Linked DNA regions of Mus musculus: region 2 is linked to region 1. The links are chromatin loops, found by intact Hi-C in ENCODE. Cell type or tissue: heart. All regions are shown on one strand.

The links. A loop is a pair of places that touch in the nucleus more often than their neighbours do. Peaks named below come from ENCODE experiments on the same cell type or tissue, not always from the same donor. Only the 100,000 strongest peaks of a DNase experiment are listed, where the experiment ranks them.
Region 2: it touches region 1 in a loop (2.4-fold over the local background); 7 of 42 quality-filtered maps call a loop at or near these places.

Annotation. Positions count from the first base shown.
Region 1 is chr10:17,866,059-17,874,058 of GRCm38, reverse strand. No RefSeq gene overlaps it. Among named protein-coding and RNA genes, the nearest start is that of Gm20655, 34 kb to the right of the region's middle. In heart, a CTCF peak has its summit at 3,883 (motif pointing right); a DNase peak (open chromatin) is centred at 3,958; H3K27ac peaks cover 523 bases.
Region 2 is chr10:17,792,317-17,800,316 of GRCm38, reverse strand. Txlnb (taxilin beta) reads right to left here and starts at 4,098. Exons shown (of 10, transcript NM_138628.3): 1 at 3,896-4,098; 2 at 784-1,229. The coding sequence starts at 1,216. Gm20655 (a long non-coding RNA gene) reads left to right here. Exons shown (of 5, transcript XR_871470.3): 2 at 1-7,363. In heart, a CTCF peak has its summit at 4,159; DNase peaks (open chromatin) are centred at 2,936 and 4,076; H3K4me3 peaks cover 2,827 bases; H3K27ac peaks cover 3,812 bases.

The DNA.
Region 1 (8,000 bases):
AAGGTATGGTGGCAAAGTGTGGGTTTGCCTGATGTGTACCCCAAAAGGACTTGGGAGTTTTGAAGTATGGGGCTGGTGTGGTAGCGACCTGCCAATGGGCACTTAGTGAGCAAGTTGGAGAGATTTCAGAGTTCTGAGTCAGAGAGTCTCCATGAGATGAGAACAGGTCAGCCATTGCCTGTGGCTTGCCTGCAATAGCATGGATTTAAAAAAAAAAAAAAATTTCCTGCAACAGGTGGCAAACCAATGAGTTGGGCAAGAATCCACGAGAAATGTAAGATTATTAGCCTGAGAAGTAGAGTTTTATTTTCTAAGTGAGAGAAAGGTGGTGCTGGGACTAGTCACATGGACTCAAGCATGGGAACTTCAAAACAAAGAAAGAGGGCTCTGAGGTGCCCTGCTATAGAAAGAGACAAGATGGCTGCCCTTGTCAGAGAGCTAGAGAATGGAAGCTGCCTACATCTTGGGGCAGATATTGATTTAACTGTAAATTTATAAAATTGGGATTATTTGCTTTTAGGATAGATTTATATACAGATTTTGTCCAAATCACATGGGGAATTTCGCCTGCAGTTTGGAACTAGGATAGAGAAAATTAGTCACTGACTCCAAGTAGAGAGGGCAGTGATAATTATCTGCTATGCACAGGTAGTAGTAATGTCTGTGGCTCCAGGTAGAGAGCTCAATAGATAGATGGCGTAACAGGATGGCTGCTCTAGGCAGAGAGCTTAACAAGTAAAAACTACCTGCTTCCTATAGGCAGATATTAGTGAAAGTTTGAATTAATTGCTTTAAAGATGGTATAAAGATATATTGCTCTAATAAGTCTTACAGGATACTCAAATTCTGTCTAGTGTGGGCTCCACAGAAATTTTGGGTTTAAATCCTGGTTTGACTACCTGCCTGCTTATAAGCAGGTATAGATAGAAGTATGAATCAATTGTTTTAAAGATGGTGTAATAAGGTCTGCAGGATAACTAACTCATATTCTCTAATGTGGGCTCCATGGAAATTTTGGGCTATTATCCTGCATGGCAAAATAGAAAAGGCTTAAGAATAGGCACATACAATATTTTAATTTACTTCATTTGTTTTGAATTGTTTTAATTTTCAAAATGGGTGTGATGTTGAGTTTTGTGGTTACAATACTCATCTTTGAGAGAGGTCAAAATAAAGGGGTTTTTTTTGTTGTTGTTGTTTTGTTTTGTTTTTTGGTTACTGGCTCAAGGATATGCAGATTTGGGAGAAAGGTTTTGTCTTTGCATATTTAGAAAAGGTGATTAGTGTCTATACACCTTCCAGAGTAAAAAGGTCAAATAGGATGAAGGGAGACCTCCTGAAGAACTAGACTCCAGAGAATCAAACCAAAAAAAGTTATCTTGATGATATTAAAGTTTTGTTTTGAATAGACGGCCTTGGTGAGTCTCATAGTCAGACATGCTGAACTGAGTTACTTGAACTCCTGATGTCTTGGACTTTCAACTTGATCAAGTCAGGACACAGACATCAGAGACTAATTCAATCCTTGGTGTGGCCTTCTTAAAGCCAACCAACCCCCCCATTTTCCCTACCCTTTCCTCCACCCCTTCAAAAATATCTCAATGCCCATATTCCACTTGAAAAGAGTCGTCGTCCCAGTTCCCTGAGCTTTGGGGCTGGAGGTGGTTATTCTAAGGTTGTCTTTCTAAGGAATTTAGAAATGGTCATAATTGGAACAGGGAAGAAACAGCCAGAATTGATTATATAGCCATAATCTCATTTGGTAGAAATCTTTATAATTGTTACTAAGTTGAAGTCATAATTTTTTGTTTTTGTATAGAATTTATTTTGATGCAAAATCAAGGTTTTCATTAGTATAAATTTCTTATATTGATACACAAATTTTAGAAGTACAAAGCTTGGACCCAATCCTTCTGTTACTGTTATTATAGACTGATCTGAGATGTTTAAGCCTGTGAGTTAAGGGCCAAATAGCAAATGCATGGCTCTAAGTGTATTATTAGGGTGTTCTCAGATATTTTAATTAGAAATAGATGAGGGTAGTTAACAGACAATAGTCCAGATTATTTTACATAGATAGTTGGTTTTCAAAAACATTAGAAATCCACAGAATGTGACATTTAATGTTATTTATTCATTTGTTGAGACAAATCTGCTCCTAAAAGCTTCCCATTCATAGATTCAAAGAAGCAGCTAAGCATTTATACCTCCCGGTGAGGTGATACATTGTGGCTAGGTGGCCACTGGGCAGAAATTGCCTACCTGTCCTGCAGACCTGTACTGTCCTTGAGAGGATGAAAGGTATAGGTTAGGACAGCTTAGTTCTGCTTGGACAGAATAAGGTAGTCCTTAATAATTCCTGTTTTTCAAGATCTGTCAGCTGATCCTGGGCCAGAAGGCTGAAGCCTGATGTTCCAACTTCCTGACTTTCTGGGGCTGTATAGGTAGGCAGCTGCCTCTACAATTTGTCTCAGTTCTGAAAGCTGTGTTAGGTTTCCTATATTTTCAGATAATGTTGGTCATTTTCGGATTTCTGATGGGGTTGAAAGACTAGTTATAGTCTCATGGTCATTGCAGACTATTTAGCATTGAGTGAATATATTTGAGAGATAGTTTTCAGATAATATACAAGCTAACCAGGAATAACATATGGATTTATAAACCTTTTTAAAAGTTAGATAACAGAGTGTTCTATTAATTATGGACTGGGTGTTAGGTCTATCTTGTATTTTATAAATTACAAAGTGGTAATAGTTGTGCACAATTTATATTTGAAAGAAAAGGTTTGCTTATTTGGACAGAAAGGGTAAAATGTAGCAGAATTTTCCCCCAATTAATTTAAATGTTAATACAATAAGAAGCCTGTGATTGGACAGGGAAAAGGGAGGCAGAGCTAAGATTTTCAGAGACAGAGACAGGGATAGGAAGAGAGAGAGAGAGAAAAGGAAGGAAGAGGAAGGAAGAGGAAGGAAGAGGAAGATGATCCAGATTCTGAGTGACTTTAAATAGCCACAGGTAGCTATGAATATCATAAAAGGACAGAATAATTGGAATAACCTGTCTAATCTAGGTGGGCAGCTTGTATCATCAATTGGCTCTGAAATTATTGTGTGGGCATCTGGTGAATTGAGAATTTAATGATATAGAACTCTAATTAATTATAAAAAAGACAAAATATAGCAAAATGTTGAGGAACTCATTACAGCTTTTTAATCTAAACTTGGTATCAGGAACAATACAATCCAAGAAAATGTAGAAAGTCCAGACTTTCCCCATCCATCCTTTGAGTCATATGTTTGGACCTAGGATAGCTGCAAACTTACTTAAAACATTGTGCTGTTCTCTCTCTCTCTCTCTCTCTCTCTCTCTCTCTCTCTCTCTCTCTCTCTCCTCTATTGTGCAGTTCTCCATCATTAACTCTATATGACATGGTCATATTACAATGTCAAAAATCAGGACATGTCTGCATGCAGCTGAGCTCTGTGAGTGCAGTCTGTTGTCTAGGGAACAGATGTCTGCCTTCCAACTTTCCTTAGCCTTTCTGCTGTAGGCATTTACACTTGTACTTTTGTGCCTCGCACAGTGCCTAGCACAGGGTAAGAACTTAGGAGTCCATTCACTGTTGGATGCTGCATTTGCTGAATTGACCTGGGATACAGCTTAGGTCCTAACTACAACCGGTTTTCATTTGCAGAACAGAATACACTTCCTGCGACCCTCTTCAGTGTGGCAGCAGCAAACAATTACTAACTCTGGCAGAAGAGAAGACCTACTTAGTTGCTGTACAAAGGTGGTTTTCAGTTCTGTTGCCATGTACAGCAGTCCTGCCAGATTAAGTGACAATCTGTCTGGGACTGGCTGCAAAGACAGTTCTGCCTCTAGTGGTTCAGTAGGTGGCACTGCTGCTCTCTGTGTGCTAAAGGTGGCTGCCTTGCAGAGGCTGTGTCTGGGCAGGCAGGAAGGCAAGCCAGCAACTCAGAGGAGTGTTTTTAGGCAAGTGGCAGCACAAACCCACTATGAATGTGAGGGAAAAGCCACTGTCATCTGCCCCTGCTTGCAGTTTGGGGGGATGGGCCTTAGAATCTGACAGTGAGGTTGGAGATGTCAAAACACGAAGGGACCTGAGGGGACTAACATAAGCAGGCTACAAATCAGATGTCTGTTCCCTGCGGGCACAGGAGGAGGAGAAGCTGGGAAGCTGAGCAAGCACATAGGCCCCTCCCTTGGGGGGAAAAATGCCAGTTTATTTAACGTCTCATCTTTCAGACTGTCTTGAATTGGTTCAGATTTTTACCTTGTTGGTCACTTTGATCCGTAGTGTTTTATTTTCTTGCTGATAGAAGAGCATTAGGCCTTCTATGCAGTATCTCTGTTCGACATGTAGTCACTTAAACCCTTTATTTCCCGACAGCCACATCTCAACTGATGTTACGCACTGAATGCTTGATGCCCTGCTAAGTTTCTATATGGAAATTCTTACCTCCAACATGATGATGCAGAAGGGTGTGGCGTTTGGGAAGGAATGAGATCATGAAGACATCGGCCTCACAAAGGGAGTTAAGATCCTCATTGAAGGAGACCTCTGTGAGCTCCCTAGTTTCTTTCTCTGTGTTGCTACAATATGAAGATGGCTGCGGGTGAGGACATGAGCCCTCTACAGACAGGAAATCTTTCAGAACATGACTAGTGGACTTCCTGGACTCCAGAATTAGAAGTAATATCTTCTGTTTGTTTATCACCCACACAATCACTGGTATCTTTGTCACAGTAGCCCCAAAGGACAAAGACAATCGACAGCATGCTTTCTTTTTTCTACCTGACTCAAACTTCTATCAAACTCATATGCAAAGTAATAGAAAAGTTTGAGTCAATGGGATGCATGTTTTGCTAATAATTTAGTTAATGGAAGAATTATCTGCCTTATTAACAAGTATGCTCCTTTAAATGTAAGAGAGCACAAAGCAACTGCTGGGATGCTCTACTTGTCAATCATTGTGGCTGAGCTTAACAAATGCTTGTCATGTATGCTGTCATCATGTCTCTTGCTAGAATAGGCACTATTAACTTGGTACATTTTTCACCTAAACCACCTGTGGTCTCAGAGTCATTGTCTGGTCTCACAAATGACATTATTTCCACTGTACTAGGTCATGACAAAAATCTTAGCAAAATTAACCAAATAATATTCCACAATTGATTCTTAGAGAAATAAGAACTCAGGCCAATTTAGTGGGGAACCATTTAACTTGAGCTCAAGGGAAATGTGATCAATTATCAGAATTTTAGGATGAAGAGATTGATATTCAAACAGCAAGCTTGCCAATGCTCACATGTAATCTTAGCACTTGGGAGGACAAAACTGAGAGGCTAACTATAAATTTGAGGGCAGCCTGGTCTCCATAATAGCAAGGTCCCAAACAGCTTATACTATACACAAAGAAAAAATGAAAAAGAAAGAAGAAGAGAAAGAATGAAAACAAAGAGCAATAAAATGAGGGAAAGGGGGTGGGGAGAGGCAATGAAAGGAGCCAAGAGGAGAGGAGAGGAGAGGAGAGGAGAGGAGAGGAGAGGAGAGGAGAGGAGAGGAGAGGAGAGGAGAGGAGAGGAGAGGAGAGGAGAGGAGAGGAATTCTGCAGTTTCTTCTATAGTGACTACGTGGCTGGAACTGGTTAATGAAAGAAGAGAAAGTGACTTTTGGACTAGTTTTCTTCTTCAAGGCACTGGACTGAGAGGCTGGGAAACTCGTCAAAGCTTTCTAGTTTCATGCAGCGTCAAGAGCAAAAGTTGGAGTTTAGAGACAGCCAGTGGTTTAGGATCCGGACTGCAACATTCCTGGCTCTTAGTTTGGACTCCAAAATCACTTCACCACAGGAGATAGATAGCTCTGAAAAGGCTGGAGCCCAGCTTCAGACCATTCAATTTATGACTAGGCAGGTTAAGTTTCTCACCTTACCTGACTGTTGGTTCACATTCCACAAGTTTTATTATGTTTTTAATTAAAAATGCCCAGAAATCAAATGTGCTTTCTTCTGGTATACTTATAGGCAAAACTATTGAAATTAATATAAAATTTCTCAAGCAATCAGATGTTGCAATAATTAGGCATGGCTTTAAAATAATTGTGCCTAGAACACTCAATTAGAAATTTAAACAAGAAAATGAGACCATAAGTCAAGTGGAATATCTACAAGTAGAAACTCTGGTAAATGGAATTAAGAGCTCAATGGATTATATAACAATAGTTTAGATAATAAAGACTGAGGGGCCCTAAATTAATAGGATGATGAATCAGAAGATAGTAGAAATGTATGAAATGCAGTTGTAATGCCCAGTAGGCTTATTGGAGCAGGAAGTTGAAAAGACAATGCAGTTCATTAGACATTATTAAGTCAAAGATGAATGTTGAAATCCCTATGGTAACCACAAAAAATATGTAATGAAATACTATGACTAAAAGTAGTTAACGGAAAAGAAATGAGATAATAAAAATAATATGTTAGTGGCTTAAAAGAACATAAAGAAAGTTGAAACACAAAATAGATGGGACAGCCATAAAATAAATAAGTTAATGTTTAATTATACATATTAATTATATCTAAAAAAGGGACAAATCTCAACTCTATGTGGTATAGAAGTCTGTGTTGTAAAGTAAAATAATTCAGAAAAATTGAAAGCAGTAGAGTGGACAATATTAAAGCATGCAAATATTAACCATGAGAAACTCACATTTGCATTTTATCAGATGAAGTAGACATTCAGGCAACAAGTTACTAGTTTTATGAAAGTATATTTTATAATAAAATGATCATTTCAAACCAAAGTTACCACAAACATAAATTCATATACCCCTGGTAATATGTAAGACAATATTTAATAGAACAAAATGGATAATTAGAAAACCTGAAATAATAGTAGAAATTTTGACTCACAGCACAAGTGGCCAAATAGATTAATAAGCCTGAAGATTTGAATAGCATAGTTTAGACCAATGGTTCTCAACTTGTGGGTTCTTAACCCTAAGGGGGTTGAAGGACCCATTCCCAGGGCTTGTATATCAGATATACTGCATATCAGATATTTACATTATGATTTATAACAGTAGCAAATTGAAGTTATGAGGTAGCAATAAAAATAATTTTATGGTTGAAGGGTCCCACACCATGAGGAAGTGTATTAAAGGATCACAGCATTAGAAAGGCTGAGAACCACTGACTAAGAGATGCCTGTGCATACAACACTGTACATGGCACAGTTGCCAAAACTGACCATGAGCTGGACTATGAAACTCCAACATATTCCACATGATTTAGATGCATATGTTGTATCGTTGATAAGTGTAGCAGCATTAATCTATTAGTTAAAAGCTAATATATGAACATTGTAGATACTTATGTATTAGTTCTTAAAATGTTAAAAGATACATGAAAATAATTTGAAGTTATATGATAACATTTTGATTAAAAGTTCTGGGTTATACTTAAAACCATTCTTTAAGAGTCTTAAATGCCTGAGCTAGGAAAAAAAAAAGAGAGGGGGACAATCAATGAAGTTGAAAAACCAGAAATGAGGATTTAGTGCTGTGAGAGAAGACTAGTGTGGTACATTGAATGCGCATGGCCTCCATAGCCCTGTAGATTTGAATGCTTAGTCCCTAGTTGTTAGAACTGTTTGGGAAGGATTAGGAGGTGTGGCCTTGTTGGAGGATGTGTGTCTCTAGGGGTGGCCTTTGAAGTTTCAAAAATCTTATATCATTCCCAGTGTGACTTTCTCTGCCTAGTGCTTGTGGCTCAAGATGTCAGCTCATGGCTACTGCCACAGCTTCATGCCTGGCTGCCTCCTTTCATGATCCCTGCCTTGATGGTCATGGATTTACCCTCTGAAACTGTAAATTCCCAATAAACTCCTTCCTTCTATAAGTTGTTTTGGTCATAGTATCTTATCGCCTTGCCTGCATCTATCTTGAAGAAAACCTTGGGTTCTGTCCATAGCACTGCAAAACA
Region 2 (8,000 bases), 74 kb after region 1:
GATTGCAACGTTAGGATGTGGCTAAGAAAATACCTTTTGGTTATGAGCTAAATGGCAAGCAGAAGTTCTATGCTCAAAGGACTGGAAGGGTGCAGATGTTTTTAGGTAGAATGTGCGCAGGCCTTTGGAAAATGGAGCATGGAAGTTCAAAGAACTAAAAGAGAAGATGAGAATGGCTAGGGTAGTGGTGGGGTCAGGGATGGCATGGAAAAGAAAGAGATGCAGGGGAATACAGTAAAATGAGATCAAGCTTGAGCCTGTCAGGGTTAGACCACAGGCCCAAAAAATATCTTAAGAATTTTGGTTTGGAATTCTAAGAGCCATAGGGTAGGCATGTGAGCCAAGTTGACTGGCATCATGTGAAAAACCTTCACTTTAGTAATACGAAAAGGGATGGGCTAGAGAAAAACACAGCAATAGAAAATTTAGGAAATTACAAAAGGAGGATATGAAATTAATCCAAATATATTTATATGGCGGATAGGTTATTTCTCTGCCAGTGAAAGAAACCAATTCGAGCCAGATTAGAGTATATTAGAGGCAGGTTTATCGGGAGTCTGCTCTCAGGTGAGTTCGCAGGCTGGGGGCTGGGGAGGAAGGAGAGAGCGAGAGTGAGAGCGAGAGCAAGAGCAAGAGCGAGAGCGAGAGTGTGCAAGAGAGAATGTCTGCATTGTATAAGGAAATGCCGGGGTGAGAGTGGCGGGGGCGGGGAGGGCATCCCAGCCCTTGAACAGGGTTGGGGACAGGGTATGTCAGATAGAGACATTAGAACATAATACTTGCCTAATCCTTTTAAGATTTTCTTTTCCAGCTTTTGCTCTTTATTGCTGACAGGCTCTTTGGCTGCGGCTGGCTCTTCAGGAGCAGTGGGTTCTCTGTCTATCTCTTCAGTGGTTTCTTCATAGTCAACATCCTCATTGTCTGGTGCCTCTGTGTTTGGGGGCTGCTCCTTAGTTTCAGAGGTGCTCTCCTTCCCTCGGGGACTGGCAGCAGACCCATACGTGCTTATGATGTCTTCCAGTTGCCTGCTCAACTCTTCCGCGACATCATGGGCTCCCTTCTCGGGATGCAGGCTTCCCTCTTGCTCTGGCGCTTGGCCTGAGGTTGAGCACCGCTCGCCATCTTGCTTTCCCGGGCCGTTTTGATTGAGTGATGAGCTGTCCCCTGGGGGAGTTGGGTGCTCCACTGAGAGCTGATCAGGATGATTAATCTCCATATGGGAGTGGGGTCTGGTGGGAAGCACAGTCATGGTTCACCTAACGATTTCACTTACATATTAATGATAAGGATATCTCTCAGAGAGGCGCCACCTAATTTTGGGATCCGCCACAGAATAAATGAACTTCCACATACCATCGACACTAAAACTCAGGTCGTATTACTGTCCTATCTTGAGTGTAATCTTCACATTTTAGCACTACCCCTTTTTGTTGAAATTGTTTGAGTTAATTTATGGTATTGTTTTTATGAATATATTTGTCAATTTGTGTTAGGATTTTCAGGTATAGACCTCACAGTCCTTAAAAGTGCTTGCACATAGACATTTTCATGCAAAGTTTAATTTTTATTTAACTTTTAATTTAATATTTAATACAGGAACCATTCTGATTACTAAAAATAATTCGTAACAGTTACATCCATAAGCTATTTTTCAATCTTTAGGTAAAAAGTTTAACTTGTGTATTTTACTACATTATTAGGTAAAATTGCTTTTCTAGTGTTTTCTCCCTGATAATAAGCAACATGCAATTATCAATCAGAAAAAAAAGGGTTTTTGAACTTCAGATTAATGTTTTTTAATTAAAACAGGGAATGAGAAATGTATAAATAAGTCAGTAATATGAATGAATGATGATGATCCTTAGAAATATATTTTCATATGTATATATGTGTATGAGTATTTTCACACATATGTGTATGTGTGTGTGTGTGTGTGTGTACATGCAGAGGCCAGAGAAGGATGTCTGGTGTCACATCCATCTTCTACCTTTAAAACAAGAGCCTCTCACTGAACCTGGCACTAGGATGGCAGTCAGCAAGCCCCAGTTATCCTCCTGCCTCTGTCCCTAACAGCACTGTAATTGCATGCTCATTTGACTGCATCCAAGTTTCCACATGGTTGTCAGGATCAGAACTCTAATCCTTACGCTTGTATAGCAAGCAGTTTTGCTCACTGAGCCATCTCGCCAGCCCACATATAATACTAACTCCTTAAATTTCTATAACATTCTTTTACTCTAGAAACTGACTTCATCTTTGAAGTAAAAAGATGATAATTTTCTAACTTAAAAAGTTCTAGGAAAATGTAAGAATTTTAAGACATAGCAATGTATATCTTAAGCTAGAAAAATAATTCAAATGCAATATGGACTCAAACCAGGCATGCTGGGGCATGTCTACTTCTTATTTGTAAAAGGAAGGCAAGTCAGGCGTTCAAGGTCATTGTCAGCTACACAGAGTCCCTAGCCTGCCTCTGCTATATAATCCTGTCTCCCAGCAGCAACAACATCAACAACAACACCCACATAATAGTAGAGCCTCTGGGAAATATGGAACAACACAGCACATTGCATTAGAGACTCCGGGCTTTGCTCCTACCATGCTGAGGGGCGGAGAGATTTGGCTTAGGGTTTAACTTCTGGTGCGTTTTGTTTACAAATAGAACGCAATAGTTATGCTGCTAACTAATAGCATAAAACTATGGCAGCGTTCCCTAGCTTCACGGGTCGTGCGGTTGTGTTGGCATGTCAGTGGAAACAAAAACATGCTGTGTTATCAACTGCATAGCTTCCTTGGCTCATTTTTAGGGCAAGTGTCAAGCACTTGAATGTAGTAGGTGTTGAACACTTGACTGCCAACCCGAGAGTGGAAGACACAGTGTGGAGACAGTCCCCACCCACCTGTGGCTCCCCCAGGACTTAGGAGGAAGGTCATTCCTTTTAATTCAATCACTTGGTTATCACACAATGTGGCTGCGTCTCCACCACTGCAATCGAGAGCCTGACCTCCGCTCGCCATGCTCTCTGCTATATATAACTCCTGCCTCCCCCAAGCACACAGAGAGACACGTGTCACCTGCTGCCCTGCCAGAAGTTATTTTAAGTTCTTCTAAAATGAGTTCTGACATTTAGCCCTTCATCCCTAAAGTCAAGAGAATAGGCTCTCAGTCAGACTAAAAATTGTGACCATTTACTGGTTTGAATCCATATGTGAACTTTTAAGTGTAGGGGAGATTATCATTGGGTGAGATCTGAAGTCAATCAAAGTTCAAAGCAGTTATTTCAAACAGTCCACGGGCATTTTACTGTGGTTAGGCTACATGAAAATGTTCACGTGATCTATTCAAGCTTAGGTCTATGGATATTCTTTAAATTCCTGTTCCACATTAGTTGATGTGTGTGTGTGTGTGTGTGTGTGTGTGTGTGTGTGTGTGTGTGTCAGTCTCAGCACCTCAAATGCTCCACTGATGTGCAGTATCTCCAAACTCCAACCTTCTTTTAAAACAGTAACCTATTTTGTTTAGAGGACAATTTACTTCTTTAAGACACCTCAGAACAAACTAACAAGAAGGAAAACCAAATATAAACAAAGTCAAAGAACCTTAAAATCGTCCTTTTTGTAGCAAAGTTTCTTCTCACAAAGAAACTCTAAAATCTGTCTTTTACAAACTTTATTGGCTCTGTGCCCCTCCGGGAAGGAGGAATGTTTCCCCTGTGCTAGCTGTGGCTGCTCACACACGCACACGCACCATCCCTTCCTGATCCACCCGCTGTCTTGTGAAGTTGAACAATGGAAAGCCCTTCTACCATTTGCTGGCGTCTGTAACTTTTGAACACTACAGACTACAGGCTACAGGCTGCCCCTCAGGGCTTGGGGAAGTGTTTGTCATACTTACCAGAAGGAAGGGAGCTAAGCAGGAAGAGAAAAGAGAGGAAAGAGGTGGTAGAGTCAGAGGAGGAGCAGCAGCAGCAGCAGCAGCAGCAGCAGGAACAGGCAGCAGGGCTGAGTTCTTACAAGGAGGGAGAAACTGCACACACACACACACACACACACACACACACACACACACACACACACACGCCCACAAAAGGAGGGGGCGGGGAAGGAAACACCCGTGACGCAGCAAGAAAGAAGTCTGCCTGTGCTTCAGTAGGTGTCGCCAGGGGAGTATCCTTTGAAAGAAAAGCAGCTGGTGAATTGTGAGACTCTCCATGTTTAGCCCTCTTTAAAATTCAAACCCAGATGAATGGCCTCCTGGTGCGGTTTTCTGACATTGTTGTTATTTTGGAACACATCAGGAGTGTTTTTATTTCTTGGTTTATCTCCGTGGGGTTTATGATTCAACCCTGGATTAGTTAGTATCAGGTTTCTTTTAGGAACCACCAAAGATGCGGTGTGGCACAGCACAGGAGAAGTGGCAGAGACACTAATTCTGAGGACACTGCTTTCTTGTGGTTGTTACTATTGTTTTTGCAAAGTTTGAAATGCACATTTAGGTGGCTTTTGGAACTGTGGTTTAGGTAGTCTTTGCATGTGTGCTGTGTCCAGAGCTGACATCTCATCAGCTTGTTCATCCTAAAAATGCCTTCCTAGGGCCTAGAGGCAGAGGTAGGTGGCTCTCTGTGACTTCAAGGCCAGCCTGGTCAATATGGTGACTTCCAGGACAGTCAGAGGAACGGCTTAATATCCTGTGTAAAAGAAACAAGGATTAGCTTGTTAGCTTCCTCCTAACTCATAGCCATTCATGGGTGCCTTAAGCTTTCTGGGGAATGTATTTCCATGTTTTACCAAAACAGATTTAGTCTTGGCACAGCATCTCTGAGAATTTAGTCACCCCAAAGACATCCAGCCCTTGAATCTGGCACTTTACGTGTAGAGGGGACTTGCAGATGTGGTCAAGGATTGTGGGGTGGAGAGTCATCTAGAATGATCTGAGGGTGACCACTAATCACAGAGTCCTTATAAATGAGGCAAGCAGGCTGAGAATCAGATCAGATCTGTCGATCTAAGTGGGGTGTGTCATGGAGTAAGGTCCTGCGTCGAGGAGCATAAGAAGCCTTAGAAGCTGGGAAGGCAACAAAACACTCTTCTCTCAAGCCTCCAGAGGGATGCAGCCACACCAACAGCTTCACCTCAGACCCCATGGAACTCATTTTGGACTTTGACCTCCAGCACTGTAAAGGAGTAAGTTCACGTTTTTTAAAAAGCCTCTACCTCAGTGTCAGATTGTTAAAGGGAATGAAACGGAAGCTAACGTGCACCCCACTCCCAAGTGCTTCCCTACTTCCTGAGCTCGGGGTGCTGTAAGTCACAATCACAGAAAGGGCTGAAAAGGGGTGCAGGAAAGGCATGATGGGAAGAAGCAGCCTGAGAAGGAGAAACTCTGACAGAGACACTGCAGTGACTGTTAATCCTGGGATTTGCCAGAGAAAAAACCCCAAGTCCACCAGCTCCGGGCAAATTAAAGCTAGCTTTATTAAATATTAAATACTGACCACCAAATCCTCGACTTTAATCAGGACCATTCCCTGGAGTTTCTCAGCTGGAATGGCCTTGAGCCTGTGTAGCAGGGATTTATAAGGATGACCTATAGGCCATCATAGTTTCCTATGAGGCTTTGTTATTTTCTGAGAACTACAACTCCCAGCATTCCCGGAAGTTACCTGGTCCTTGGGCAACTGGGGTTTACAGGTTAATTTCGGGCCTTTCATGGCAAACACAATGAAACTGGTGAAAGAAAATAATATTCTCTCCTTAATCCTCACATCGTGAATATTCGGTTAACACCACAAATCAGAAGACAGCACATCCTGGATTGGAGCAATCAACTCAATCAGATCTCCAAGTGCAGATCAGTTCTAAACAATTTTAAATAAGGTACTGTTAGGGTACATTTTGTGAAGGTATGTTTCTGTGTCATCAATTGTTTAACGGGTACCTGCAGAGAGCTAAGTACTCGTCGCATCTTGGTATTGTTGTTTCCGTGGCCCATCGCCAGCCTCATATTTTTGCAAACATTCATCCTTCCTTCCTTGCCTATTGGATGTAATAAAAAACTGATGGCCAATAGCTGAGCAGGGACTAGGAGGCGGCACTTCCAGGCAGAGATAGGAACTTCGGGAGAAGCAATCAAATGCAGGAGGTTCATCAGGGATCACAGAAGGGATGATTCAGGCCGGAGCAGAGAGGTAGACCTGGCCATGTGACAAGATGTAGGCCAGAATTAGTCAGCTAGAGTCGTTGGGAGACTGCCAAGCTGAGGCATTAAAATATTATTGACTCCATGTCATTATTTATACAGCTGGGGGTGGGGTCCATGAAAAGTCCCACTTTGAGGTGCAGGCCCTTTTAACAAAATAGTTTCCATTGAAACTAATGGAAGAGGAAATCTAATGACAGGACTGTCTTATTATGTTATTGTGTGTATATATACATACAATATGTACTAACATGAAAACAGGCATAGCTTTCTTATACCTGTCCCTTTCTTTTCTCCCTGCCACTCCATAGGGTTTCTCTGTAAGTTTCAAAGTGAGTGCCCACTTTTTAGACAAGACTAGCCTGCAACTCAGAGAGACCTGCCTGCCTCTGCCTCTCAAGTGCTGGGATTAAAGGCGTGTGCCACCACCACCTGGCTAACCTTTCTTAGAGTTATTATAAAATATACATTTTCATATATGTATCACTTTAAAATTCCACAAAACTGAATCACAGAATGACCCAACTCTCTCTAAAGATATTTGCATAGGAGTTGTGTGTTGCTAAACACCATTAATGCTAGTTCCCTAGGGTTTTTGTTGCTGTTGTTGTAAACATCCTATGATATTTTAAATGTCAGGTGTGGTTCAGTCAGCTGCTTGACTGATTGACAGCTGACATATTCTCTACCTTAACGTGGCTGTGTGGAGTAAGAGGCATCTCAACTCTTAAACACAAAACAAAACAAAACAAAACAAAACAAAACAAAACAAACAAACAAACTTCTCTGGCCCTCCAGGAATCACATAACTTCAGCTTCACTAACAATTGTGATCAGGATTGGAACTGACGCCAACAAGGTCTGCTTTGGGAGACCATGCTCCAGCCGGGACCTCTTCCCACACAATCTGTCTAAGATTTGGAAGACTCTAGATAACAAGGCTAGACAAACCTTGGTGAGCTCAGCATCTCCTCCTGCTGTGACTCAGAAAAAAAAAAAAAAGTCCAGTGACTGGTGGACGGGGAACCGATCATTGGTCTTTGTGTAGGGCTTGAGTCAGGTGGAATCCGGAGCTGCATATGTGGAACTAGGAGTGGTGGAATCAGACTGAACATGTGCATCTGGGCCCCTCTTCTGGCTGCTTAAACAGACTACTCTTTTCAGGTGAGTCTGCGTAACTTCCACCATGCTCTGTTCCCTGGTATTACAACATTTGGCTCTAATAAAGTCTTCTCTTGAGTGGTGTCTTTGGCTGATTGGGATTTTTATCACAAGTAGGATAGGTTGGGATGGTTAGGAATGTCAAGTCCTCAGGTATTCTAACTGTGGCTTTAGCTATGCTGGTATGGATGGAGGCTGCCAAGAATTCCAGAGCGATGAGCCCTGATACCCAAGGCTCCAAGCTATATCTATAAGAGTCAGCTGAAAGAGGTCAGAGCACTACCAAGGACAGAATCTGTAAGAGATTAAGGATATTGAGGGTACTGGGGGACAGCAGGGAAGCCAAGACTATGGAAGACAAAGGAAAAGAGACTCTGAAGAGCCAGAGGCAGGAGCCAAGATTATAAGGATTGTGAGACACAGTTCCTGGAAGAGTTAGAAACAACTTCTGATGGTAAGGAGCTGAGACTGCCAACACCAAAATTTAGGAGATGTCACACGTGCTGTGTTGGTGCTTTAAGAGCAACTGGCATTTCACCTTGAGTAGTTAGAACAATAACCTTCTGGCTCAGACAGCTTGAAATCATTGAGGAGAGGGCTCTCCCAGTCCAAAGGGAAGACAGCATAGCACGACCAGTGT